Regions from separate parts of the Mus musculus genome. Here all the other regions are linked to region 1. The links are chromatin loops, found by intact Hi-C in ENCODE. Cell type or tissue: heart. All regions are shown on one strand.

Evidence for each region. Hi-C counts contacts between places; a loop is a spot of excess contacts. Peaks named below come from ENCODE experiments on the same cell type or tissue, not always from the same donor. Only the 100,000 strongest peaks of a DNase experiment are listed, where the experiment ranks them.
Region 2: a loop joins it to region 1, with 4 times the contacts of the local background. A loop is called at or near these places in 6 of 42 quality-filtered maps.
Region 3: it touches region 1 in a loop (5-fold over the local background); 12 of 42 quality-filtered maps call a loop at or near these places.
Region 4: a loop joins it to region 1, with 7 times the contacts of the local background. A loop is called at or near these places in 5 of 42 quality-filtered maps.
Region 5: it touches region 1 in a loop (2.6-fold over the local background); 3 of 42 quality-filtered maps call a loop at or near these places.
Region 6: it touches region 1 in a loop (2.3-fold over the local background); 3 of 42 quality-filtered maps call a loop at or near these places.
Region 7: a loop joins it to region 1, with 4 times the contacts of the local background. A loop is called at or near these places in 16 of 42 quality-filtered maps.

What each region holds. Positions count from the first base shown.
Region 1 is chr9:13,294,890-13,298,889 of GRCm38, forward strand. Maml2 (mastermind like transcriptional coactivator 2) reads left to right here and starts at 3,069. Exons shown (of 5, transcript NM_001013813.3): 1 at 3,069-3,672. The coding sequence starts at 3,175. In heart, CTCF peaks have their summits at 1,730, 3,216 and 3,437; DNase peaks (open chromatin) are centred at 1,752 and 3,192; H3K4me3 peaks cover 2,769 bases; H3K27ac peaks cover 2,734 bases.
Region 2 is chr9:13,509,469-13,513,468 of GRCm38, forward strand. All of the region lies in intron 1 of Maml2 (mastermind like transcriptional coactivator 2), which reads left to right. Among named protein-coding and RNA genes, the nearest start is that of Phxr4, 80 kb to the left of the region's middle. In heart, a CTCF peak has its summit at 1,660 (motif pointing right); DNase peaks (open chromatin) are centred at 1,353, 1,723 and 3,833.
Region 3 is chr9:13,714,164-13,718,163 of GRCm38, forward strand. No RefSeq gene overlaps it. Among named protein-coding and RNA genes, the nearest start is that of Mtmr2, 33 kb to the right of the region's middle. In heart, a CTCF peak has its summit at 2,367 (motif pointing left); a DNase peak (open chromatin) is centred at 2,358.
Region 4 is chr9:13,573,012-13,577,011 of GRCm38, forward strand. All of the region lies in intron 1 of Maml2 (mastermind like transcriptional coactivator 2), which reads left to right. Among named protein-coding and RNA genes, the nearest start is that of Gm51666, 35 kb to the right of the region's middle. In heart, CTCF peaks have their summits at 111 (motif pointing left) and 2,198; DNase peaks (open chromatin) are centred at 1,370 and 2,090; H3K27ac peaks cover 1,151 bases.
Region 5 is chr9:13,440,205-13,444,204 of GRCm38, forward strand. All of the region lies in intron 1 of Maml2 (mastermind like transcriptional coactivator 2), which reads left to right. Among named protein-coding and RNA genes, the nearest start is that of Phxr4, 11 kb to the left of the region's middle. In heart, no CTCF peak of the experiment used is centred here; a DNase peak (open chromatin) is centred at 2,367; H3K27ac peaks cover 908 bases.
Region 6 is chr9:13,695,862-13,699,861 of GRCm38, forward strand. Maml2 (mastermind like transcriptional coactivator 2) reads left to right here. Exons shown (of 5, transcript NM_001013813.3): 3 at 1,313-1,516. Among named protein-coding and RNA genes, the nearest start is that of Mtmr2, 51 kb to the right of the region's middle. RefSeq lists an enhancer at 2,109-4,000. In heart, no CTCF peak of the experiment used is centred here; no DNase peak of the experiment used is centred here; H3K27me3 peaks cover 229 bases.
Region 7 is chr9:13,651,015-13,655,014 of GRCm38, forward strand. The region is part of intron 2 of Maml2 (mastermind like transcriptional coactivator 2); the gene reads left to right. Among named protein-coding and RNA genes, the nearest start is that of Gm51666, 43 kb to the left of the region's middle. In heart, a CTCF peak has its summit at 2,173 (motif pointing left); no DNase peak of the experiment used is centred here; H3K27ac peaks cover 365 bases.

The DNA.
Region 1 (4,000 bases):
AGGTCACATACACAACTGCACTCAGATATCTTAAAAGAAAACACACACACACACACACACACACACTAGAGTTTATTCCACAGTGTATACATTAATTGAAACAATAGGCCATACCCTAAAACCCTGAACAATTTTATGTCAATTAAATTTTATTTCAATTTAGCAAATTTATTATTCTAGTTTATAATTTATATTCCTAGGAGTAAGAGTAGTTTGTTTGACCAAGTCCTCAACACTGTTAAGACCTGTATTGTCGCAGGCTATTGAGTGAGCACTGTTTTACATTTAAATACTGCAGAGTTGTCTTTTACTGGTTATGGTTGCTAAATATGACAGAAGTAGAAGTTAGTAGAAGTTGCTGCCTACTGAACACTGCTTTCAAAAATGAAATATACGATAGTCAAAAAGCCTTCACTTTTGAATAATTCCTGATGACTCTGTTTCTATTTTTCTTCTCTAACAAATATGGCTCCTTTCTCCACGTGAATGGAGAGGAACTTGGCCTTGAAGAACACAGAGAGAAGGATGTTTCAGAAAAAAAAGGCTAATGTTGTACAGACTGGAGTAGTTGATTCAAAAACAATCCGAGATATTGCAGAATGGAATTATTTAAACAGAGCTAACATGATAGATTAGGGGAAATTTGGGATTAAAGATATTCAACTGGTTAAATCTAAGTCAATAACCCCAAATCCAAAACCCCTGAAATCTGAAATACTTTGAATTCCAAGCATTTTGGATGAGACAAACCCTGTCCTGTCTGAGTGTGCCTGTCTCCATTTCCAACTTAACATCCTGGGGCTTGTGAAAGTGGGCTAAAGTTGGCCAGCCCCCGGGAGATGGAACTGTGGATGAATCCAGGCTTGAGATACATTATTTTTATTTGCTTCTACCCATAGTTCACGTTTGAAGCAGGATCATACTGCTGAAATTCTAGAGTCGCTTAAGTAAATGAAGCTTTGTGTCTGGAAACGTCAGATCCAAATGACTTATAAACTACAGCACTTGAGTTTTTGGTGGTTCTGGCTTCTAATACTATGCCCATCTTAATTTATTCCCTGTAATCGATAAGTACACACTGATTTGTCCAATCTACTTGAGTATTTTACAAGCCACACTATATGAAGATAAGAAATCAAAACCTTTTTTTTTTTGTTGTTATGAATGTTCTTGAAATCATGTGGCATATTATATTTGCCAAGCAGACAGCTACTGACAATACACCTTGTATTTGGTGAATTTTCAAAGGAAAACGATTTTTTTCCTTTCTCAAGATAAGGACAATATCAGCCTCATAAAACGTTTATTTATCCGTGATGATTTATTTGCTCATCAGCTCAAGCCTGTTGCCCAAACTCACTGACTTCCACCAATGGGTCCCCGTAGGAGACAGTGGTGGGCTTCCCTCTCTGCACCTCACAGCACTCACTCACCAACTTCCTCACTGTGCTAATGAGCTTTTCCTCCGTGCTCACCCAGCTCTTGTTGGGGGTGCTCAGTGGTGTCGTTACAGCTTATTGAAAACCGAAAATCATGTCCTCAGGAGGGCTGACTGCGGGCCTGGAAGGGGAAAATACAGTGCCTGTCTGGGAGTTTCTTCAGCATTGAGAGATGCTCAAACCCTTAGGAGGAGACTGGGGAATTTCCCCAGTCTTCCCCCCCATCGCAGCACCCAGGCAGAGGCTGAGCCTAGAGTTGGCGGTAGAGAGATGCCTCTTCAGCCACTGGGAGGCCTCTGCACTCCGTTCCCCGGCGCCTGGCTGCGATTACTCACTGGAGCAGCGGCACCAGCCTTCCACCAGGGAGCCCGAGCTCCCGCCCTCCTCCCCCATCTGCAGCCTGCTGGCTCCCTCTCTCTCTCTGTCTCACTCTCTCTCTCCCTCTCTCTCTCTTTCTCTCCCTCTCGTATCGCAGCACAATGAAAGCCTGTGTTTCGCCGTGAGTCCGAGGAGCGGGAGTCGGTGTCAGGAAAGCGCTCGGAACAGACCTGAAAGAGAAAGGAAAATACAAGCGACTTTTTTCTTCTCTCCCCCCCCCCCACCCGCCCCATCTATAAAGCGAAGCATTACAAGAGATAGAGCCACATTGCCTTTGGGAGTCCAGACCCTCTGAGCCACTGGCCGGGCATGGAATATACAAAACTGGACAGAAAAGTGGCTGGACATGACTCGGTGCAATTTGCTGGAAGTTTGTAAGTTTGACCATCGTTTGTAAATTACTCTCAGAAGACTTTGTCTGTCTTGATACTGTATTAGAATAGAAGTGGGGAGGGGGAGAGGAATAAAAACGTAAGTGGGAAAGGGGGAAATGTGTTGAAGGAGCTCAGTAGCCAGCCACTTCAGACTGCTTTCATTTAAGACTAAGAAACCTAAGAGGGAATCGGGACTTTTGCCGGTGATTGGATTAGCTTGAAGAAAAGAGCATGGTTCTGAAGTCCAATTACTGACGTTGTTAAGACTGAAAAGCTGTCTTCTTTGGGGAGAGGACTACATCCTTCTGTCCCCCCACCCCGAGGAGAAAACACCAACACCGGAGGGAGAGGAAGGGACGGAGAAACCAACATAGTCTTCTCTGATTTCGCACAGTTTGAACATGACTTCGGGAGCCTTGGGAAACAGTCCTGTTGTTTGTTTTTTAACCTGAGGAAAAGTGAAGGCTGCCGGTTCCACAGCCCCCAGGAGAAATGTGTTTCTCTGCAGAAATACCCCTATAAATAATTTCCCGAAGCAGCTAGGTGAGGGGGAGCCCGGATCTCTAGTAATGACTCTATTGATTCCTTTTGCTACGTGCTTCTGCCTCTTCCTTGACAATCCCTGAATTCTTGAACTGTCCCCTAGACTTTGTGTTTACAAAGTACCTAGAGGCTCTTGTCAGCCTGGTGGGGGAGAAAAAAAAATCTACCAACTCCGTCCAACTTCTCCTGAGCTGTCAAATGCAATTAGAGTAAGTTGATCAGGGTTTGTTTCCAACTTCCTCTCTCCAATTGGTTTCTAATCTTTCTCCCCTCCCTCTTGTTACTCGCTCCCCTCCCCCACACCCTCTTCACTGTCTCCCCACCCTCTGGAGACCTCTATTCATGTGCCCTGAACACTGAAACCAGCTTTGCCTGCAATAGCCAGCACCAGCCTCTTGCACCTCACCATCCCAGAGGCAGTAATCATTGTGTCCAACAAGATGGGGGACACAGCGCCCCCGCAGGCCCCCGCAGGAGGGTTGGGAGGGGCTTCTGGGGCGGGGCTCCTTGGAGGGGGCTCAGTCACCCCGAGAGTGCACAGTGCTATTGTGGAACGCCTGCGGGCTCGCATTGCTGTCTGCCGACAGCACCACCTGAGCTGTGAAGGACGCTATGAACGTGGTAGGGCTGAGAGCTCAGACCGAGAGAGGGAGAGCACCATGCAGCTTCTCAGCCTGGTGCAGCATGGTCAGGGGGCAAGGAAGGCTAGCAAACATGCTAAGGCTACAGTCGCGACTGCCACTACCACAGCTCCTCCACCGCCCCCTACTGCCCCTCCTGTGGCCTCCCAAGCGGCAGCCACGGCCCCACCACCTCCACCAGACTATCACCATCACCATCAGCAGCACCGGCTGACCAGTAATGATAACGGTGGGATAAACCGAGAGCAGCCGCCAGCTTCGACCCCGGGGGACCAGCGGAACTCAGCCCTGCTTGCGGTAAGGCACCTGTTTTTCTCCTATGATTCTGGCTGTAGTCATGTGGCCTTTTGCGAAAGTGGTGGCTGTCTTGGCCTCGAATGGAATGGATGGCCATGAAGAAGCCAAGATACCAGTCCCTCAAAAGTTGCTGGGTATGTGTGTGTCGTTGTAAGCTCTCATTCTTAAAGCTACCCGTGCTCATTGTCACTGGACTACACCCAAAGGGTGAAGAGGTAAGAGCCTGGGTTCTCCAGAGGCTCAGAGTCCACAGTTTGTGAAAGAAGACCTTACAGCTGAAAAACCCTTGAGAACCCTCTGCTTTAGCATATTGACTCTGATTAGGCCC
Region 2 (4,000 bases), 210 kb after region 1:
TCATCAGCTAAAAGCAGAGGAAGCCCTGTTCAATGCCTCCTTTGGTCTAAGCACTCCCAAGAAGATGTTCTCCGCAGCCACGGACAGACACAGTTGGCTCTGCTAAGAGGGCATTAAACACGCCTTTAGAAATTTAAGTGTGAAACTCTGACTCAGAATGTACATTAATTACCTTAGCCCTAAATGACTCGTTTCCCAGAGCTGTCTATATGTTATGCTTTGTTGTGTGTATTTGTGAAGAGTGTTTGGGTCCCTGTGGGGTCTGACCCTGGAAAGCCTGGAAGGCATTCTCATTGTACCTTCATACCCCGTGACTCTGCTTTCTGTACCTGGATGAGCCTATTTGACTAGACAGAGTAAGTGTTCAAAGGAGAGACGACAGCAGCACAGTGGCAGTGGGGGCTGTGCTCAGTGGTGGGTGTGGGAAAGGAAGGGACTTAGAAGCCACAGACAGGTGGGGGCCAAACTCTGGACGCTTACCCAGTGAAGCGTGCACAGGGCCATCTGCCTCCACCTTTCTGCACCACACAGAACAAAACCATCGGCCATTTCTGATACACACACACACACACATTGTCACATAGCTCTCAGGCGTCTTGGGAGTGTAGAGTCCCCTCATAGGTTTTTAGGTTGGAAACACAGTGTCACTAAGCACCTTTCTTACACTTTGAATGTTATAGTAACTTAAGTGGTTCGTTTGCTCTGCCATGCAGACAGTTCACCACTTCATGGTGGTGAGCAGGTGTGCAGCTTTGCCCTTCTCCAGCACATAAACAGAAACAGGAAAACACATCTCTTTGGGGATACTGATTTGTTTCATTTGGAAGACCAACCAAAAAAGTGAGGGGACTAGCAGGGGTGGACTTCTCTAAGAAGACCCTCCTTGTCCCTTTGTTTCTGACTCCATCTGTCTGTCTGCCTGTCTCTCTTCCTGTCCCTCTCTCTTTCCTGTCCCATCTGCACCTCTCCTCCTCCTCTTCTTCTTCTTCTTCTTCTTCTTCTTCTTCTTCTTCTTCTTCTTCTTCTTCTTCTTCTTCTTCTTCTTCTTCTTCTTCTTCTTCTCCTCCTCCTCCTCCTCCTCCTCCTCCTCCTCCTCCTCCTCCTCCTCCTCCTCCTCCTCCTTCTCTCTCTCTCTCTCTCTCTCTCTCTCTCTCTCTCTCTGTGTGTGTGTTTAGTCAGGAGTCCACATAGAGGCCAGAGGTCTTCCTCTATTGTTTTCCACATTACATATATATATATATATTAAACACAGGGTCTCCACCTGAACTCACTAGTTGGCTAGACTGTCTGGCAAGTAAACCGCAGGAACCCTCCTGTCCTTGTCTGCAGTGCACAGTGCTGGGATTACAGGCAAGCACCTTGCCCAGTTTTGGTGTGGGTGTTGGATCCCTAACTGCAATCCTCATCTTTGTGTTGGGAACATTTTATCTGCTACTCCATCTCCGAGGTGGCCCTCCAGACTTCTTCTAAATCTTCTGCTAATACTTCCTAACAAACCTGAGCTCAGAATGTCAGCTCCCATGAAAGGGCAAGGTATGCACTTTGATTTTTATTTTATTTTATTTTATTTTACCAATGGATGCAATTAGGATCTTAAAGAGGAAAATTTGGTTTTCTAGAGTCAGCTGTTTGACAGTTTCTACTGAGACACAGCTGCCTGCAGAGGGTAGTGTGGGCAGCCAACTGCTGCTATTTGAGATGAGGAAATTGGCCCAGGACCCGCAGGCAAGCACACAGTGAACAGCATGTTCCTAAGGACTGTGAGTGAGTCTCATCTGGAAGACAACAGCATCAACGGTTCTGGAGTCGGCCTGGTTATTTAAACCTTCTGCCTTGGAACTGAGTTCATAGTTCACCAATATCAGCAGAAATTCTCTATTTTTGTTGTCTACTGTCACAAAAGGATAAGAAACTACTTGAGATAAATAGGAACTAATGATTACAGAGAGTTCATACCCTTTGTCACATTTAATTCTTACAATAACTCAGAGAGATTGGTGTGGCTCCCTCCACTTCCTTCCTTCCTCCTCCTCCTCTTCCTCCTCTTCCTCCTCCTCCTTTTCTTCTTCTTCTTCTTCTTCTTCTTCTTCTTCTTCTTCTTCTTCTTCTTCTTCTTCTTCTTCTTCTCCTCCTCTTCCTCCTCCTCCTCCTCCTCCTCCTTCTCTTCCTCCTTCCCTTCTCCTCCTCCTCCTCTTCCTCCTTCTTCTTCTTTTGAGAATGTGGTTCACTATGTGGCATTGACTGTCCTGGGACCTGCTATGTAGACCAGGTTGGCCTCTAAGTCAGAGATCTGCCTGCTTCAACCTCTCCAGTGCTGAGATTAAAGGTGTATGCCATCTGACTTCCCTCCATTTCTTAAATGTGTGTGTGTTGGACATGTGTGTCTCTTTTTTTGTGTGCATCAGATGTGTGTGTTTGTGTATATTTGTGTGTGTTTATGTGCTGGATATGTGTGGATGTGTTTATATGTATGTATGTGTTGGATTTGTGTGTATGTGTGCATATATATGTGTGGTATGTATATGTACATATGTGTGTGTGCTAGATGTGTGTGCATGTATCTGATGTATGTGTGTATATGTAAGTGTGCATGTGTTTGGTGTGTGTGTGGGGTATGTGTATGTATGTATATCTGTATGCACAAGTATGCACATGTGTGCATTGTGTGCATGTGCACATAAGTGTATGTATTTGAGTGTGTGGCATATGGCTATGAATGTATGTGTGTGTGACTGAATGTGTATGTGTGTGTGAGTATGGGTATATGTGTGAGTGTGTTTATGTGTATATGTGTATTTATGTGTATGTATGTGTATGTGAGTATATGTATGTGTGTATGTTTGAGTGTGACTGTGTTTGTGTGTGTGTGTGTGTGCTATATCCTGATACCCAGAGAAATACTTGTCTAAGGTCTAGTGAGATACAGATAAAAGTGCTGGAAGTTGCATCCAAGAATTCTTGTTCTTGACTTAAAGTATGTTTCAGGCCCAGCAGGTTGCTTATCAGATAGAAGGCACTTGTTAGCAAGTTTAATAGAGTTAAATCCCTGGAATCCACCTGGAAGGAGATGCCTGAGTCTTTAGAGTTGTCCTCTGATCACATGTGGACCACAGTACACATCCTAAATAGTTTTAGGAGTGCATGTTTCATCTGCCCTACCTGTTTACTGAACAAGCTGGGCACAGCTCCAATAGTTCCCGTGTTGGGAATACTGTTTTCTAATTTAAAGGAAGTATTTAGTCTTTATTGTTCAACTACTCATACTACACATATGTTGCATTACGTGAAACTCTGAGCATTGCCAAGAAAATGATATGCAAATACCTCCATTGTGCACATATGGACTCTCTCTAACACTGTCTCCCTCTCTTTCCTCTCTGTATCTGTGTCTGAGTGTCTAATACATACATAATAGTAAATAATATTTTATATACATATATTTACATATTACAATTGTCTCTTTGTTAAAAGACAGGGATGAAAAGAATTCGAGTTTTCAGCTGGGCACCTTTGTCATTTCATCTGAGGTATCTTTGCAAAGCCCTTGAATGCATTATTAACCCATCTGATTCTGTCTTGGGACTAAAAAGTATTTCTTTACATCTTATCCCAGGACCCAACCAATCCTCTTACAGAGAAAAGGGCATTCTTGACGGTCTTTCCTTAATTTAAACTCATGTACTAGTGTTCCAGTTGTCGTTTTAAGCACAAGAGAAGGAGTGGCCCCCTGCAGAGAGCGCTGCTGATTTTCTTCCTGTGGGGATGAACAGCATAGAACTTACTCTGTCCTTGGAGTCTTCTGGAGCCCAGACAAGTCAACACCCTCTTGGGATGAGTAAATATAATCCTGTTCCCAGGAAGATTAACTCATCAGACGAGGGGGGAAAGCAGCTCCTTCCTAGAGGGCTGCACTTTAACTCCCGCCTACCCTTCTGAGGACAGCATCTCAGATGATTTACTTCAGTGGCGTTGTGATAGCTAGACAGACTAGGTATTTTAT
Region 3 (4,000 bases), 420 kb after region 1:
GATGTGCATCCCTGAGTTTGGCTTTTAGAACTTTACCCACCAAACTATCTGGATTGTGTTCTTTTCGGGGAGAAACATGCCCGGCTAAAAAGTGCCTGTCTTTCTTTTTCTCTCTTTCTTTCTTTCTTTCTTTCTTTCTTTCTTTCTTTCTTTCTTTCTTTCTTTCTTTCTCTCTCTCTCTCTCTTTCTCTCTCCCTTTCTCTCTCTCTTTCTTTCTTTCTTTCTTTCTTTCTTTCTTTCTTTCTTTCTTTCTTTCTTTCTTTCTCTCTCTCTCTTTCTCTCTTTCTTTCTCTCCTTCCTGCCTGCCTGCCTGCCTTCCTCCCTCACTCTCTCCTCTCTCTCTCTCTCTCTCTCTCTCTCTCTCTCTCTCTCTCTCTCTCTACCAGACAGGGTTTCTCTGTGTACTCCTGATTGACGGGAAACTCAAAAATCTGCCTGCCTGTGCCTCCTCAGTGCTGGGATTAAAGACATGAACCAATGGAATTGTGTTCTTTACAGGAATACATTTTATGATCTTCAATTTATAGCTCAATAAGGTTGTTCTAAAAGCAACAACAACAAAAGTGTCTGCAAATACAACTACTGAAGTAAAGACAAGACAAACCCAGAGATGAACTGGAAGCCAGAGTAAGTAAGCAAGTGTGGGTGTGGCTTTTCCTGACAGATGGGCTTGGGAGGCCTTGAACCTGCACCCTGGCAACTGTGAAGGTGACAATGTGTAGGATGTACAAGGGAGGACTTATTCCAGGTGGGAACTATAATACCAAGATCCCCCATGGAAACCTATCACTGTTACATAAAAACAGAATAGGGCTGCTATTTCACAGGATCTCATCTAAGAACAGTGATAATAAATTGAATCCTTGGAATCACAGAAGGGAAACCCTACCTTGAAGTCATATGAGCACAATAATCATTCATGTGAGTTTGAGTCTCTGTTCCATCAGTGGGCATTCATGGGGAGGAAAGAGAGACAGAGAAAGGATGGGAAAGAGGAAGAAGGGGAGGGAGGAGGAATCATGAATTGAGAAACAAGGAGAAGGGGTAGAGAAAGAAGGTGAGAAAGAGAGGGAGGGAGGGAGGGAGGGAGGGAGGGAGGGAGGGAGGGAGGGAGGGGAAGAAGAGAAAAAGGACAGGAGGGAAAGGGGATGGGAAAGAGAAAAAAGATTTGAAATTGGGAGAGAAGGTAGAAATGATTCTTGGAGGAATTATGGAGAAGGCTGAGTAGTAAATATGATAGAATATATTGTATGTATATATAAAATCTCAAAAGATAAAAATATACTTAAAATGTATATGTCCAAGAGCAATATCCCGTGTGAAAATAATTGTATGTGAAGTGTCCCCTGAAAGAGAAATAAGCACCAATCCTCTTAGAAGGCTCAAAAATTCCTACAAAGCTTTAAGGAAGACTAATATCACAGACCTTACAAAAATCCTAAAGTCCAGAGTGCAGACCCGAAACCTGGCACAAGGTATCCTGATGGAAAGGCTACCCAGAGACTGCTCCACCTGGGGATCCATTCCATATACAGTTACCAAACCCGACACTATTGTGTATGCCAACAAGTGCTTGCTGACAGGAGCCTGATATAGCTGTCTCCTGACAGGCTCTGCCAGAGCCTGACAAATACAGAGGTGGATGCTTACAGCCAAACATTGGACTAAGCACAGGGTCTCCAACAGAAGAGTTAGAGAAAGGACTGAAGGAGTTTGTAGTCCCATAGGAGGAACAACAATATCAATCAACCAGACCCCCCAACCCCCAGAGCTCCCAGGGACTAAACCACCAACCAAAGAGTACACATGGAGTGACCCATGGCTCCAGCCGCATATGTAGCAGAGGATGGCCTTGTCAGACATCAATGGGAGAAGAGGCCCTTGGTCCTGTGAAGGCTGGATGTCCCAGTGTAGGGGAATGCCAGAATGGGGAAGAGGGAGTGGGGGAGTGCGTTGGTGGGAGAACACCCTCATAGAAGCAGGGGGAGGGGGGTTTCAATAGGTGGTTTTTGGAGGGGAAACCAGGAAAGGGAATATCATTTGAAATGCAAATAAAGAAAATATCTAATAAAAAAATTAAAGTGGAAGGAAGGAAGGAAGGAAGGAAGGAAGAAAGGAAGGAAGGAAGGAAGGAAGAAGAATGGAGCTAGGTAAGCCTACAACCCTGCCTCCATCCCAATGCCTAGGCTCCTCCCAGCCTCGAAGCAGGCCTGGGACACACCTGGCCTTCCTTCACAACCATGCGAGCAAGCTCCTGCAGCTGAACTCTAACGCAACTCCAAGTCAGACTTGTGGCTGCTTCCACCACCTTTTCTCCTAAGTTCGGCTCCAGAACCTTGATCAAGAGTATATCGCCACCTGCTGGGGAGAAGCACTCAGCAACGCAGATTTTAGCAGGAGCACAAACTGAAGACTTTTTAATGTAGATCAGGGCTCACAGATAGAGGACATAGACTGTTGGCCATATTAGGTAGTGAGGTCTGCATCCTCCTCAAGGGACTGCAGCCTCCAGTAACTCTGAGTCTCAGGTACTTCCAGCTTAGTGTCTTCCTTTGTGGCCAAAGGACTGTCTCCAGCATTTATCTACCAACCTAAGGAAGTAGCTCCTATGGCCATCAGTACAACCAAGCTATCTAATAGTCACTGTAAAAAGACCAGCCCCAAGCTCTCAGGGTAGGTGTAATTATGGCTCTCTATAAACCAAACTATCATGATCTAGGCCCAGCAGGATCAGCATGGTGCTAGATTTGGCCCAAGGCCACATCATTCTGAATGACCTATCGTTGCAGGGGACACATAGCCCAAGACAGTGCAGCTAGAGACAGCTAATAAGCTAGCAGGAATAAGGGTCAGGAGAAGTTGCTATGTGATAGCTCAGTGGTAGAGTGCCGGTCTAGCATTGGCCTGATGGTTTGGATCCAGTATGAAGAAGGGAAAGGAAGAGGAGGAATCACAGAAACAAAAACTGTGGGGAAACTCTGGTAATTAGGGTCAAAGTCTACCATTGATCGGAAAGCCTTCAGGGGCACAGCACGTAATAGAGTACTCCCCTCATTACTGGGACTTCTCCTTCTCTGACCCTGGCTGGTGAGTTGGAAGCCCCCACATGAGGAATGTCACTTAGCCTCAATTAGATTATAGGATCAATTTCCTTTGTACTGATAAGAACCTGTTCAGCCAACACCAGAAATTCCTGAGCTGCTTCCCCATGCTAATGAGGTTCTCCAGGTACCCTAAGACCCCAGCCAACGACCCTTTGCCATCCTGGATGTTCCTATCCTCAGTCCCCCTCGCCCATTTTCTCTTTTTTTAATTGGATATTTTCTTTATTTATATTTCAAATGTTATCCCCTTTCTTGGTCTCCCATTCCCCACCCCAGTGCTTCTATGAGGGTGTTCCCCCACCCACTCACTCCTGCCAACCCACCCTGGCATTCACCTACACTGGGTATCCAGCCTTCACAAGACCAAGGGCTTCTCCTCCCATTGATGTCTGACAAAGCTATCTGTTGTATATGCGGCTGGAGCCATGGGTTGCTCCATGTGCACTCTTTGGTTGGTTCTTTAGTCCCTGGGAACTCTGGAGGGTCTGGTTGATTGATATTGTTGTTTTTCCTATGGAGTTGCAAACACCTTCAGCTCCTTCAGTCCTTTGGTTGTCTGTGAGCATTCACCTCTGTACTTGTCGGGCTCTGCCAGAGCCTCTCAGGAGACAGCTATATCAGGCTTTTTGTCAGCAAGGACTCCTTGGCATCCACAATAGTGTCTGGGTATGGTGACTGTATTTGGGATGGATACCCAGGCAGGGCAGTCTCTGGGTGGCTTTTGCTTCAAGCTCTACTCCACACTGTCTCCATATTTCTTCCTGTGAGTAATTTGTTCCGCCTTCTAAGAAGGAACGAAGCATCCACACATTGGTCTTCCTTCTTCTTGTGGTTTGTGAATTGTATCTTGGGTATTCTGAGCTTTTGGGTTAATATCCACTTCTCAATGAGTCTAT
Region 4 (4,000 bases), 280 kb after region 1:
CTGAGGTAGGTTCCTAGCACTCACGTCACGTGACTCACAACCTTCTTTATCTCCATTTCCAGGGTAACTGGTGCCCTCTTTTGGTCTCCAAGGTCACTGCACTCAGACATACCCACACACAGACACACATGTGCACATAATTAAAAATAAATGAACCATTTTTTAAAGAGACTAACAATACAATTTATACAAACCTGACTAAAGGAGTCAATGAATTCATAAATCATTTCCTGAGGCCACTATAAATTTGGGGTAGAGAAGAAAAGAACTGTTAAGTGTAAGAATTGTAAAAATAAATACATAAGGTCATACAGTCGACTTTTATTTCTCCATACTACAGTTCTCTGAGGACTGCTTACATCTTCTGCCATGGAAAATAAATCCATAAATAGACATTCTGAGATTTGAGAGTACCTGGGGATAATGATTTTACAGAACATTTTATAGGACAGAAAGTACTAAAAAAATATGGGTTGGTTTTGTAGTATGAATTCTGTCCTTCCTCTGGTTGTGAATATAAACAGTTATTGCAATAGTCTTTAAGTTTTATATTTACAATGAGGCAAAAACGAGCTGAAATTATATGATACTATAATGAATATGGTACTAAATCTTAAACACATTTTTTCTATGATTTTTTTTTTGAGACAGGGTCTTACTTTGAAGCCCAGGCTGAACTACAACATGCAGATTTCCTACAGACTTCAGTGTGATAGAATTCCTATCATACCTAGCTTTATACAAAGCAGTCTCGAACACTTCCAAACCTTCCCCCTCACAATGAGGTTAAGAGAATGGACTGGAAGTTCATGTGATTCAACAGTATATCATCAAACTGCCCACTCCAGTGGCAATCTTTCTCATCTCCATGAAAGTGTATAGTTTTAAAAACTCTTACACACCATGATTTCATCATGTTAGTCCCATTGATTTACTAAACGACTATGTGTTGTAGGGTTGAAAGTAACAAGAGACAGGTTATGCAGGTAACAGATGGAAGAGTCACAACCAGAGCCTACAAGTCCTGACTCCTAGACAAGTGTTCCTTTCACTGTGCCAGGCAGTTGAAAATTCTCAGCCTTATCAGATGCTTCTCATCGCTTCCCTTGAAAAAAACCACACAAGACAGCATGATGCTATCTGGCCTGTCACTGTCGATATCTCCATATGTGAGGGGGGAGGAGCAAAGAGAGAGAGAGAAATGTTTCTGCAGAGATTTCGATTTTGCAGAGATAGGATACAACTTGCTTCCCATCCAAAGATCTTGAGCAATTAACGAGACTATTGTCCACAAGTTGGTGCAGGGTTTAGCAATGAGATGGTAGCTGTTTGGCTGCTTCCCCTCTCACTCAAGGTCTCGAGGGACAAAACAGGAAACAGGGCCTTGTTCTGGCCAAAGCTGGATTCCTGTCCTGGCCCTGGACAGGCCATGTCTTCTCCAAGCTCCACTGCAGCTTGGTAAGAAGGCTAGTAACTACCACTTCGCCCAATTCTCAGACCTGCTTTAAGAGTTATTCCAGTGAAGGAATAACTGCATTTCTTGAAAATCATTTGTATCAAATGGCTCACGCATATACAGGGCTGTTACTAATGTGGTTAAGAGAGCACCAAGAACGATGGTTTAAAGGACTGCCTTCTGCTGAAAGCCACAAGGGCAGCCTTCGCTCCGAATTGTACTTTGCTTTTCCACACCAATCTCTAGAAGAAGAAGAAAAACGGTGACAGAGCTCCTCTGTTGTATTTGTTTTTCTTGTTTTTCTGAGGTAGGGTCTCATTCTGTAAAACAAGGCTGGCTTCCCCCCCCCCCCGAGGTGCCGGCATTAGAGGTGTGTGCCACCATGCACTTTAGGGGAAAGCATCACATTGCACAGGCTTGAGGAAGAGTGGAATGAACCGAGGCAACAGGCTGCCATAGTTACTTTCTTGTTGCTACAGAAAATACCCTGACAAAAACAACTGGAGGGAGGGAGATGTGGGTTATTTTCAGCTCCAGGGGACACTGTCTACCCTGGCAGGGAGGACAGGGCAGCTGGCAGCAGAGGTGCCAAGGTAGGAGTGAGAGGCTGGTTGGTCACCATGCATCCACACTCAGGAAGCAGAAGTGAATAGGAAGTGGAGCTGAGTTACGAGGCCTTTCCCCTGTGAGCCATTTCCTGCAGAGAAGCCCTGCCTCCTGAAGATTCCACAGCCTTCTCCGACACCACCACCAGCTGGAGAGCAAGTGTTCAAATATCTGAGCCTAGGGGTAAATTTCTCATCCAAAGCACTGCTTGAAACACACATAGTTTCTCTTAAAAATGTTTAGGGAAGAAACCTTCCTCTCCTGAGCCCATCACATGTCTGGGTACTGAGAGCCAGTTTATTATTCTGTGCTTACCGTTCACAGTGAAAATGACTAATATTCATCAGCTGCTAAGTACTGTGTTTCCTCTCCTAAAGTCAGGTACGTGGAAGGGAGCAGAGACTGTTAGTCAGCTTTCCATTGCTATAGCAAATAACTGAGCTGATCCAGTTTTTATTAAATAAGGGGTTTGAGATATTTTGGTCAGAATGGGAACTTTCATTCATATTGCAAGTGTACTGGGTGGTACTGCTAGACTGTGCACCTTGTGGTTGCAGAAGCAAAAGAGATGGGGGAGACGGGGACCACACAGCTCCCTCGGAGGACATCTCAGGGACAAAAAACAAGCATCTCCTACTACGTTCGTTCTATCACCTCCCAATAATTGGGGAGCAGAATTATAACACATGCGCCTTTGAGGACACTCAAGATCAGGTGTGTGTGGCTTTGTGAGGGCCCAAGACTTTTTTCATGCTGGGTAATCTATTACTAAGTTCACTCCCAGGTCCGGAGACTCTCAAGATCTTATCCAACGGATACCTGCAGAATGGTGGAGACATATGGAACCTTAAATCTATGGAGATGACTTGATTAATTCTTGCACAAATCGCTTATTGGAACCCACTGTCTTACTCCTTACTTTCCAGCCCACATCCTGTTCTTTCTCATCCATTGTTCTTGGCTTAGTGGAGGCTCATCCAACACTCACTATGTACGCATTCATGTACAGTGGACACTGATTCTCTCCTTCTCAATAAGTGTCCTACACAATGCTATGAGGTTTTGTCTCTCTGTGTGCAATCATTGGATGTAGTTTGAGACCTCTAGTGATGTTCCTCAGCATCCACCCAACAGCATACGTTCTAAAACTAGCTCCTCCACGAGGTTGTTTAATGGGCTGTAGCACTGAGACTGGCAGCACATATACGTTTTTACTCAGTCCTTCAGTCATGAAATAACTCAGGCCTCAGGAGCCCATCACTTCAGTCACTGTCTTCTTCCTTCACAAGAAGTCCAGAATGCTACTCAGTACAGTTGTGCAGTTAGGTGTTTGAAAAAAAATTGTCAGTACGGTATGGAAAGCTGCCTCCTTCCAACAAGCCTCCTGTTTCCACATCTATAATAAGACAGCAAGGCTCACATAATAACTCACTCAACCCCCAAGAAATGTAATTTAAGAGAAGCATGGTTTTCAGAGGAGCAACAGGGAGCTGGAGATTATGATTAAATGACAGGACAATGACCTCCTTCTAATTTGAAAGTGATCGCTATGCTCATTGTTTGAGTCTAAAAAGTACAAAATGTGTACAAGAAAGTGTGTGTGTGTGTGTGCGCGCGCGCGCGTGCGTGTGAGTGTGCACTCTCACATTCTTGCACTTGCATGTGTATTTGTGCATGGGAAACACCAAGATTGATGTCAGGTGTCTCTCTCAATCACTGTCCCATCCTGCTTTTTGAGACAGGGTCTCCCACTGAACCTGGGGCTGGCCTGTGAGCCCTGGGATCCTCCTGAGCCTGACTCTAGCTCAGAGATTACAGGCACACAGTATCACAGCAGGCTTTCTACATTGGTGCTGAGAATCTGAACTCTTACAGAGCAAGCATCACACCAACTAAGCTACCCCCTCAGCCCTCAAATATTAGAATTTTGAGCAGCAA
Region 5 (4,000 bases), 150 kb after region 1:
TAGCAGCTTTGTCAATTGATATTTGATGAACCGAGTTCTCCCTACCATCTCTTCCAGCCACCAGGGTGCCATTTTGAGCATCAGAGTGCTAAATAGATGGTTCTCTGCTGGGTTGAAAGAGTCTCCGAAAATCCCTCAGAATTCAGTTATTGCCAGAGAGTGAGGGAAGCTGTGGATGGGTGTAAAGCAGCCAGTGTCTCCAGAGTGTCTGAATTCACCAGGAGTGCTGAAGTGACCACATACCCTGTGTTAGGACAAAATGGCTGCCACCTGTCAGGGAAGGGTGACCCCAGGGGAGTCAGTGGCCATTCTTTGTCAAAGGAGGGAAGGTGAACTGCTCCCAAGTATCAGGAAAGTGGGAGGAGTCAGAGGTCTTAATTTTGCCTGATTCTAATTATTAATTTAATTAGAATCTGTGGTCTGATTCTTTCCCAACATTTTAAGTACTTTTATATGTGAAAATAAAACCTAGATATTTGCTTATAAAAATGCTTGGAAGTAAACAAAAAATGGAGGCTGAGGAGATTTGAATATGTGCTGTTGTATTCCTAGTTATAGGAATATGTCAGAATATTAGAATGTTCTAATGTCCTAGGCACAGGATGTTGGACATAGGGAAGAAATACAAGATGCCAAATAAAACACACTCTGCCAAAAGCCACCATGCACACCTCTCCATTCCACCTGCGTTTCTTCTACACAAATTTCCTCACAACCATCCCAAGCTGGTTACATCTATTAACTACTATGAGCTTAACTAAATACCCAGAGGTGTCTGAGGACTGTCGATACATCACAGTGTACACTTAAGACTGATGCTTATAGAAACACTAGGGAGTCCGCTGACAAGGGCGGCAGGATACATGAATTAGAACTGTGAGCACTGCGTTTCAAATCTGTGAACAAAGTCATCTGTCATTTACTCTCTGCTGAGGTCGTTGCGATTCCATAGACCCTCAAGATGAGCCTGTGAATAGAAGGGTACTCCACAGTACTCAAGTCTCTGTATCCTCTTTGATTTTTGCCTGCTGGCTAATTATATAATAGTGTACTTGTGCTTGAAGGCTAACAGAGTAGGAGCTAAATAATGGCACCTCTACTACTTCAGCCCTGTACAGAGTTAACGGGTTGAGAAAAAAGTTATCTCCACAGAGCACTGTTGTTCTAAGCTCTGGTCTTAGAAAGCCAGGTTTTAGATGCATGATCTGGCCTCTCCCAGTGTTTCCTATCATTCTGCTTTTTGAGATTGAAGGACTAAAACAGAATTCTGGTCACAGACATGCTTAGTAAAGGGATCAGACCCCAACTTTATCATAGCCATTTTCCTACCAACATCTCTCCAACTTTGCATACCCTGCCACATCCATGAAGTTAGAATAAACACAAATTACTTGTTTTAAATCATGTGCTGAAAATTTAGTCTACTGGCTTGGTGTTTTAGCAGAGAGTGTGTATTTTCTTTTAAGTTTTATTGACTTTGTGTTTAGGTATCACTGTGATAAAATTATATTTACTTGTAGATACAGAATTTTAAAATACCTTTGAGGTTTTGCCAAAACTTTATTCCATTCGTGCTGGTGTCCAGTGCGAAACTGGGCTAACAGAGTTGTGAGCAGTGGTGCACCATTGAACCATTGCACCATTGCATGCTGGGTTTCTGTTATGGAACCAGCTGGGGCGTGTGTGGTGTACTTTCTACCTTGTTCTAGATGGTAGCCAAACAGAACAGAATTCTGGTCCTGGTAAAAGATATTTTAGGTCTAGAGAGGTAGCTCAGTGGGTAACAGTGCTCACAAGCATGAGGACCAGAGTTGACATAAAACCCACACGTGGGAAACAGTGACAGTCTAATGCCAAGAGCCAGCTAGCCTCCAGCGTAATCAAAATAGACAGCTCCCGAGTCATTGAGATACCCCGCTTCAAGTGGAAAGGCAGAGGGTGGTAGGCAGAGCAGAATGCCCAATGTCCTCTTCTGGCCACAGTGGGCACACATGGGCATGCACACCTGTACACACAAGCACACAATCAGTCACATGCACACACAGGAACACACAGGAACATACACACACACTCATGTGCACACTCATTCACTGCACATTTACTCTGAGATTTCAATTCCTTTGTTTTTATTTTCCTTTGTGCCATGAAGTAGTTCCATATTGAATAAGGATAGAATATTTCCTGTGGCTTTTCAGGTGGTTTCCCAGATTTGTCACTCAGATTTATAATGTCTAGTGTAAATATTTCACCAGCGTAGAAAGATATGCAACTCTGGTCAGCTTCAGCGCTCCAGGGTTCAGTGTCTCCAGTGACTCGGTGACTCAGCTGATAAGCCCTTCCTTCCGCACACTCTGGGAGAGGCACTGAGGCTTGGTTTCCCTCCGCAGTTTAGCCATTGGCACTCCTCACACAGAGTCAAAATCCCAGAACTACGGAGAAGAGCATGCTGATGCGAAGACCATTGAAAGAGGGCACAGACACTAGGTTCTCCCACTCGAAGGTAGACGAGGAGTTATGGCTCTGTTTTGTACTTAATTACTCTAAAATCATCTTACATCGGGTCGCCCGTCAGGACCCTCACAGTTTGATACTGGAAGTCATTCCACACGAGACATGGGGCGCATGTCTGTAACCCCAGCACTGGGAAGCAGACGCATGGAGATAGGATATTTTAGGCCAGCCTGAGCTAGCTATGAGACCCCAGTTCAATCACAAGCACATTCACAGTATATTGGGGGGAAAATTATCTTAATAAAAAGGAGACAAGATAAAAATCAAAGTAGATATTTCTATGATGTGTTTATATGACATTAACTTTTCTTAGCTTTTTTTTTTTTTTTTAAAAATCTGGATTGCCTTGTCAAAGAACCACTAGAAAGACTGTGGCCACTGGTGAGGCATAAAATTTGAGTTTTTGCTTCAAAAATTAATTAATCCACCCAAGGAGCAAAGCATAAACAGGCATTCACATAATCTCTACTCTTACATCCTCCACAGGGGTTTCAGGAGATTAATTTTCCCAAAAGGGCCTCTCAAGTTGATATCAGCTTCTCTTTGGGATATGTGTATGTGTATGTGTATGTGTATGTGTATGTGTATGTGTATGTGTATGTGTATGTGTGTGTGTGTGTGTATGTATGTGTGTGTGTGTGTGTGTGTGTGTATGTGTGTATGTGTTTGTGTATGTGTATGTGTATGTGTGTGTATGTATGTGTATGTGTGTGTGTGTGTGTTTATGTGTGTGTGTGTATGTGTGTGTGTGTATATGTATGTGTATGTGTATGTGTATGTGTATGTGTATGTGTATGTGTATGTGTATGTGTATGTGTATGTGTATGTGTATGTGTATTCTGGCTTTGGTCCTTTGTTACAAAGAAGGTTAGCAGATGTTGTTAATCAAATGCATTTAAGAGAGCTGTGGCTTTTCACTTCCTCCCGTGATGTAACACTCTTACAATAGCAGGTTGACTGAGGCCTTTCTAGGAAACTATCTGATGACAATACCCTCTGCTGTTGGAAGCTCTGTTAGTGTCTTTCTGCTGAGCTGGTAAGTGTTGGCTGCTGAGCTCTTTGTACACTTCCTGTGGAGTATTCTCATCACTGGAACACATGAAACATAGACTGACTCAGGGAAAGGTTAGACTTGGAAACTGAGGCAAAACAAAAGCTAGTTTTCTTTATTTCCTCATATACATTTTTTTCAGCACCAGGACTTATATGTACTTATTTTGTACACATTGAGAAGTCATAGTAATTGATTCAATAAACAGTAATACTAACTCATCTGTAACAAGCCTGTAACAGGAAGTGATGAAATCAGAGAGGGCCAGTAAGAACAGATATGTCTGTAAACACCATAATGGTACATGCTCATCTTAAAGAGTAATAAAAAAATTAAAAGAATTCTCAAAAAGAAAAAAAAAGATAGCTACCAAATACCTGCAGTTTGCCAGATTTCAGGCTCATTTTACACAATGAGAATACCTTCTTCCCTTGGTGG
Region 6 (4,000 bases), 400 kb after region 1:
TTTGCTATGCTACAAGATCCAGTTTCCTATTGCACCAGGGTTCAGACTGACAGCTTTCTACCAAAAAAAGAAACAAGAAAAAGAGAAGGAAAGCTCAGAAGGTAATAGAGTACAGGAGAAGATAATTCCCAGGAATGTTGCAGCTCCTCACTACTCAGCACCATGAAAGTCCTGCTGGGATCTGCTGAGTACTTGCTGTCTGCCTGGAGAGTGGGAGTTGGACTGTTTGCTTCTGTGTATTCATGGTTCCCAGAGGCACCATGAACATGAGCTGGTACATGTTCAAAGTAACCTGCCTCCCAGTCACTGCCATCAATGGGTGAAGAGTTTTCTAAATTTTTATTTTATAATCTTTTGTTTGCTGTGTTTTGTATTTTGTGTTTTGAGACATTGTCTCCTGTATCCCAGGTTGGCCTTGAACTTGTTATATATCAGAGGATGGCCTTGAACCCATGACCCTCCTGCCTCCACCTTCTGAGAGCTAGAATGGCAAGAATATTTCACTATGCCCAAGCTGAACTTATAATTCCTAGCCTCTGTAATATGAACATTTCCTATCCCTTGGTTAGATATGAATCTACAAGGAGACCGTGTTTTCTAGTCTTCTTGGAGTTCTACTACTACAGAGCTCTGCATACTTCACTAGGACATAATGATACCTCAGAGGGCTTAGCTGCTGTCCTTGCAGAGTTCTAATGTATCAATGCCTAAAAACTGGTAGATCCTCAGATCAGAGTGGTAACTTCCAAATGTCCAATATTATTTGATATATGACATTATTTCTTCATCATTGCCAGTGAGTGGGTTGTCCCCTTACCATAAACTGCTGTGAAATTAATGAGTCTCTAAGTAAGTAGACAAATGTCTCCTGCCTCCTGTCTTCTGTTCAGAATGGCTATTCAACTTTAAACACATGGTTGGGAATTCCATTTTCATTGTAGGGTCAGAAATAACAAATGCACACTCACTTGCTAGAGAAAAGAAATGGCTGTCACTCTGCGATGCCTTTGCTTCAGAGAAGTTGAGGGTATCACTGAATATTTTCTTTGAGGTTCCATAAACACCTCTGGAATGAGGAGACTACTAAGAGGCTGGGGGAGCTTATCCCATGATACTCACCGTTCACCTTCCTGCTCTGCTTGCTGTGTTACACAACAATGGCTTTCAAAAGCTATTCTCCAGATGTCCAAGTCATTAACCAAATTTGATCTCCAACTGGATGAAAATATTTGGAATCTAAGCTTCTCATCTTTGTGCTCCCCGTGTCTTCTTTAATTCACAGTAGCTTCCCCTCCTCCTCTCCCTTCTACAGGATCAACACACTGTGGTAGGCCAGAACACAGGCCCCAGTCCAAGTCCCAACTCCTGCTCAAATCCAAACACTGGAAGTGGTTACATGAACTCCCAGCAGTCCCTGTTGAATCAGCAGATGATGGGGAAGAAACAGACCCTGCAGAGACCAACCATGGAGCAGAAGCAGCAACTTCTCCTCCAGCAGCAGATGCTGGCTGATGCGGTAAAGCTTTCTCTACTTCTACTGTAGACACTTGTTGGCCTCGGAGAGATAAATTGTCCTCTGTCCTGTTTCTTGCCATGTTCTAGTCCTCTACTTATGTGACAGCAAGGAGGATGTAGTGGATACAACAGAAACTGAACTGTATGAATTTAAAGTGCAGGGGAGCAGGGGAAAGCCCGATTTACCATCTGCTAGGCACATGGAGTCCTCAGCCCTCATGGCTAGCCCTGCCCAGTTCAGGAATGTCTGTGGCCAGCAGGGCATCTGAAGCAAGCAAAGGAAAGCTCAGTTGTTCCCAGCCTCAAGGGGTGGAAATAGTGAACTGCACTTTAATCACCCCCAACCCCAAACTGATTTTTAGAGGTAAATGAGTTTTAAAGGAAAGTTTTAAAGGCCAGCATGGAGTTTCACCACCAAGATTTGGCTTCCCCCAAAGCAAAGCATCTCAGAATGGGGGATGGTTTTCAAAATAACATTTTAAATGAATTTCCACTTCACTATCTTTGCCTGATCCCTTAAGAACCACAAGGTTGTTTTCCCCAAACACCACCAGAGCTTTAGCCTTGGTTCCGTATTTATGTACACACTCCTCTGCATCCTCAGACATCAGCATCTACGTCAGCCAAAACTCCATGTCCTAAGACTGCAGCATCCTCTCCCTTCAGCCTGCCCTGTCCAGTGAAATCAAAAGAGACAAAGCCTAGCAGTTCAGGGTAAATAGACCCACACTGAAAGGGAGCGTGAGGTCAGGTGGTGCAGCGCAGTGATAGACTGTTTGCCTGGTCTGCCTGAGGTCCTTTGTTTGATTCCCAACAGTGTTAGATGTGGAAGATGAACTAAGTCATTTTATATACAAGGAACTTTTTAGAAACAGCCCTAATTATCAAGTGTTATAAACACCATAAATATTCAGCAAATACTGAAAGAGCATGAAGATACAGCTACAAACCAAAGAACCTCTTCCCCTCTCGTTGCCCTAATGGATCTCACACACACACACACACACACACACACACACACACACTCACACACACACACTCACACACACACACACACACTCACACACACACTCACACTCTCACACACACACTCACACACACACTCACACACACACACTCACACACACACACACACACACTCACACACACACACACACACTCACACACACACTCACACACACACTCACACACACACACACACACACACACACACACACACACACACCACATACATAGGCTATTGTAATGCATATGCTTAAATGCTGTGCTGTAGGAATTGCTAGAAATGGCCGCAGAGAAGAACCTCCAAGGATCAGAAGGTTCAGAGGGAGTTGGAGGGAAAGCAAGTGGGAAGGGGGTGGGGAGGTTGTCATCCCAATCCAAAGATGTAGAACACTCAAGACACAGGTACACAAAGGACACACATACTGTCAAGGCATAGAGTATGGTCACGGATGGAGAAGCATGACATGGAGGCCAGAGAAGAAGCCTGCAAAATTACACCGTCTAAAAAGCAACTGCTTTTCAAAAAAAAGAAACACTGTGTTCAGATTTGTATCCAACTAAAGACAGAGGCTATTAGGTATGTCCAGCTCCAGTTTGAAAATATGGCAAATCATCTCCCAAAATGAGGTAAAATTTGACTTTGACCTGGTAAGACTACAGCATTCTGATAGAAATGGTGGAAGCCACAGTGTTAAGCAGAGGGCAGACCAAAGACCAAAGGAGGCAGCCCTGGTTTCTACTTACTGATTAGTTGCAGTTCGAACTAGTAACAATGTAGCAAGTACAGGAGTCTTTAAAGAATTGCATGTGGAAGTGAGCCCTTAAACTACAGGGTCTGAAATCTGTGTTCAAACCTGTTCCTCCCGCCTCCCTTTGATCTTTATAACCTGAATAGCCTAGAAACAAGGATGAAGAGGAGAGAGTGTCATTTCCAACTGACTTACTGGCAAGACTTTAATCATTCCCATCGATACTGCAAATTTGATCAGTTTTACACGATGGTGTTTTCGGGTTTTCTGCTTCCCTGATTAAAAGTGACACACACATTCTTGGGAGCCGGCGATGGTGCTGGCCTGACTCCCACTGGCTTCCCTGTTGAGTCTCCCTGGACAGGTGCAAGGGGCAGTGGTGGGTTGAATGAGAACGGAGCTGCACTTTCTGTGGTCCTTACAAAGCATCCCACTTCTCTTTGTCTGGATGCCTTTGAGGGCGCCTATGCTTTTTAGCATATCCAGGAAGAAGCAGCCTTTGACGCCCCTTTACATTAGCATATGCTTTGTAGTCATTCAAGGCCTTGGCAAGGCCGGACAGGCACCGTATAGAGGCGTTTTCTCATAAAAGTTCGTTAGTCTCTCTCTACCATTCTCTCACCAGTGAAGCAAAAAAAAAAGTGAGACCAGTTGCAGTTCCTCTAGTGATCATCATCATTACAAACACGCATTATAAACCTACTGTGTGCCAGGCGCCATGCTGAGGTTTT
Region 7 (4,000 bases), 360 kb after region 1:
GAGATTCATTTCTCTCACATGTAAACTGAAGGGTAACTTTAGTTGGTTCTGTAATGTCCCTCCCAGTCCCAACAGACTACGGGTGTCTAATAGAATGATCCCATTTCTCTGCTGTATCTGGTACACAATGGCATGCTGAAGATGTAGATGCACACACCAAATGGCATACTTCATCTCCAGCACACTTGCTAGGGCAGGGCAGGGCTCTCTGAGAGCACTGCAGGGGAAGTGGCTTGTCCATGGTATCCAGTCCTTTTATGGAATGGGAAGCTTTGTGCCTCCCACGTGTAGGTCTCAGCAGATTGTGAATGGATGGTAGCCTACACATATGCAAATGAGAACTGGAAAATAATTAAATCTGAGGGGAGAATAAAGTAGACTTGTGAATAAACAAAGGAAATGTGTGTCTCCAGAAGCCAAGAGGTCAAAGATACATTCTACAGGTTCTGTACACACTCAGCCTTAAGTTCAAATGTTCTAAGTCCACACTTCTGAGGAAATATATTGTGTGTTTGACTGTGACTGAGGCAGGAGATGTCAGGCAACTCAAAATTCCAGTCTTAGAAATATCCTTGGAGCTGGGCGGTGGTGGTGCATGCCTTTAATCCCAGCATTCGGGAGGCAGAGGCAGGTGGATTTCTGAGTTTGAGGCCAGCCTGGTCTACAAAGTGAGTTCCAGGACAGCCAGGGCTATACAGAGAAACCCTATCTCGAAAAACAAAAACAAACAAACAAACAACAAAAAAAGAAATATCCTTGGACCCTGCTGCGTGTAAAAAAGGAAGTGGTCAAAGTGCACATGATTCTCAAGCGTTAACATTATTAACGTTTAAGACAAAATGTATTTCCTTTCTGGGGCTTTGACTTCCAAACCAGAGCTTCTATTGTATTCTTAGAAAACAACCATCCAAATGAGAGGCTCAAAGGATTCCGAGATAGTTTCATGTGCAGTGCCTTCCCCACGGTTCCATTTTGATGGGCCAGCACTGGTCCCCACTTCTCCAAGCCTCTACCACCCAGTCTTCAGACTCTCACTTATGTGTGAATGTGAGGAGGGAGCTTCATCATAACCATGTGGAAAACACAGCAATCATTTGCTCCCACCCTCTTATGTGACCAGAATGGAAACTTTATGTCCAGGGTGAGAAAGTGATTCATAGAAAGTCACACAGCAAGCCGCACATTCTCTCCATTTCTAAGCCCTCTCTCTCCTCAAAGGCACACTGATCTCTGACAATACAAAACACGGGTACCAGAGTGTTAAACAAAGAAGCTCTAATGCGGTTCCTTTTTCCCTTTTTCAAATGAGCCGGTTTCACCTTTTCACTTTGAGGCCTTTGTCTTGTCAGCATCTTTCAGGGAGATGACTTACGGCACAAAGATGCGACTTTGCATTGTCTTAGCAGAAGCAATCCTTTCAGTGTAAGCCTGCATTTCCTTTGGAGGTTGACTCCAATTCACAGAATACAGCCTGAGAATTGATGTTTACTAAGTTGGCTGTTTAAATCATGTTCAGCGCTTGGTTGCACAGGCTGTTCCTTTGTCTCTGTCTCTGCTGCACTCGCCTTCCTCTTTGTGCTTGACACAAAAGGATGGGGCCCCTGGCTCATCTGGATAGGGATCAGTGTGTTCATGTGTAAGCTTTTCAAAGCTATGGAGCAAAGGTGTCGTGAAACATTAGAAGTCATTCAATCACATTCCGTATCCGTCTCCTCACATCCGTGAGAAGGCATCTGTCATGGGGCTGTGTCCTTGCTTCTTGGAGGAGCTGGCTCCGATTTGAAAATGTTATACTGTGCTGCCTTTGCCTGTCTCTCTTTGGTGGGAGGTTTGAGATTAGCACACACACCCACCACTCTGACACTAAGATTGCTCTCTTATCTCACTTAGTAAAATAACTGAAACTGATAGTTGTCCGTTTGGGAGATTCATCAGGATTTATTCTAATTCTATTTCCCTTACAAATTACTGAGGTCTACAGGTATGGACAGAGAATAGCTCTCACCATGCAGTAGCTGTATTTTCTACCCTCAGTGTTCCAGAAGCCCTTTCTTGGTAGTGAGTGGAGAAGTCGATGAAGAGAGAGGCTTCTATGTGTCTATTCCCTGCTTGCCATACTATGGAAATGGAATTTTTGAGTTTTGGAGCAGATGCCATCTGCTGGATATTCAAGATACTACAACACAAATTTATAGGGCCAGAAAACACAATGAACAGCCTGATAGCTAAATTAAGTAAACTCTACTTCCATGGCCCCAGGTAGATTGGAAACTCTCTAACCGTAAAGTGTCAATATTTGAACTTTATTTTTCGGATTAGAATCAATCTTGTCTTTGCTATCTGTGCTCAGTGTTAGATCCCAGAATTTGTCATTTAGTTTGAAGGCATGGGAACACAGGTAAAATTCCTGCTCCTGTTTCAAGAAGGAATAAATCCACAAAGATGCACTCAAAGGCTTCTAAAATTAAAGCTAGGGGCAATGTAAAAAAATAGAGAGAGCGAATGTGGGGAGGGGGAATGGGCTTCTGTGGGCATAAAGGGCAAACATAAAAGTGAAACAATGTGTAAAACATCAATACAGGCTAAGCAGAGGTTCCTTCCTCTGAGACTTGAACTCCATTTTCTCCACACTGCTCCTGTTAGGGAACTATATGATAAAGCCTTTGTAGATCTGTCTTAGAATTTTCTATTATAGTCATATTGGCTGGAATACCTGTTAAGCCTGGCCCCGCCTTGGGTTTCCTTAGCTGGTTGAATAAATCATTTCACGTTTTGGAGACTCAATCTTCCCACTTGTTAGACATGAAGATAAATGTTACTGTCTGAATGTAAACTGCTAAAAATGTAATTTAAAAAAAGAAAACAGAGCCAGGAAAAAATGTTTAACTGGTAAGGACCCGAGCTAGAACCCACAGGAAAAGCTAGGCATGGTGGCATACTCTTAGGATGCCAGGGCTACAGAGGCAGAGACAGATGGATCTCTAGTCAGCCAGGTTCACCAGATCAGGAAACTCCAGGTTCACAGAGCAAAACAGTCACACTCAGGAACACACACACACACACACACACACACGTGAATTTTAAATATCAGACACTAATTATTTGTCTTTCCTGGGCAGCATCCCTCTAACATATACCTGAGTTGAGTTACAGCTTAGAATTAGATTTGAGCAGGATGGTATTTCTCCATGTTCAGAAGAATGGCCTGAAAAAAATGAAGTGAGGAACTATGGCCTGCATCTGGCTACAAAGGCTCATGGGGTGGGTGAATCTGTCACAGGGAAATGTTGGGAGACCTACGTGTTGCTACTATAGTTCCTTTTTAAAAGGGACCTTATGATAGGATATAAAATTGTAAAATCAACACCATACATTTCTTCTGTGAGGAGACCTTAAAAGCAGGGCACCAAGCTCTGTCTCTGCTTCCACTTTAAAAACACACATGTATGCCCAAAAGGAGGCAAGGAGTTAACAAAATGCAGACAGATGCAGAAGGGAAGGGAAGATGCCCACAAGCACACTGATGGCCTATCCACGTGACTTACGCTGTGTCACTGCTAATGAAGATGCTCCCTTTACTTCCATTCTGGTTATAAACGGAGGCACATTACATAACTGCCCCTGTGATGTAATAGGAGCCTAGGTACACAGAAAAACTTCTAGCTCATCCTCTGCCATGTTGGCCCTGCCTCCATCCCTCTAGCACCCTCTATTTCCAGACACACACACACACACACACACACACACACTGCCCAGCCCCAAAGGACATACTGCTGCTGATTATTTATAATAACTCTCTCTGCTCTTGGCAGAACATACAACAGCTGGTGGTCTATTCTTTGCCACAGAGACCAACCTGCCTCTGCCCTGGAAGATGGCAAGAGTCAAGCAGAGCGATTTATAATTGTGTCCCAGCACCTCAATTTTGTATTATGTTTATTTATATCGTTTCTTTTTCTGAGATAATCAGCATTCCTCTTTGGGAGGATTCTCATTGGAG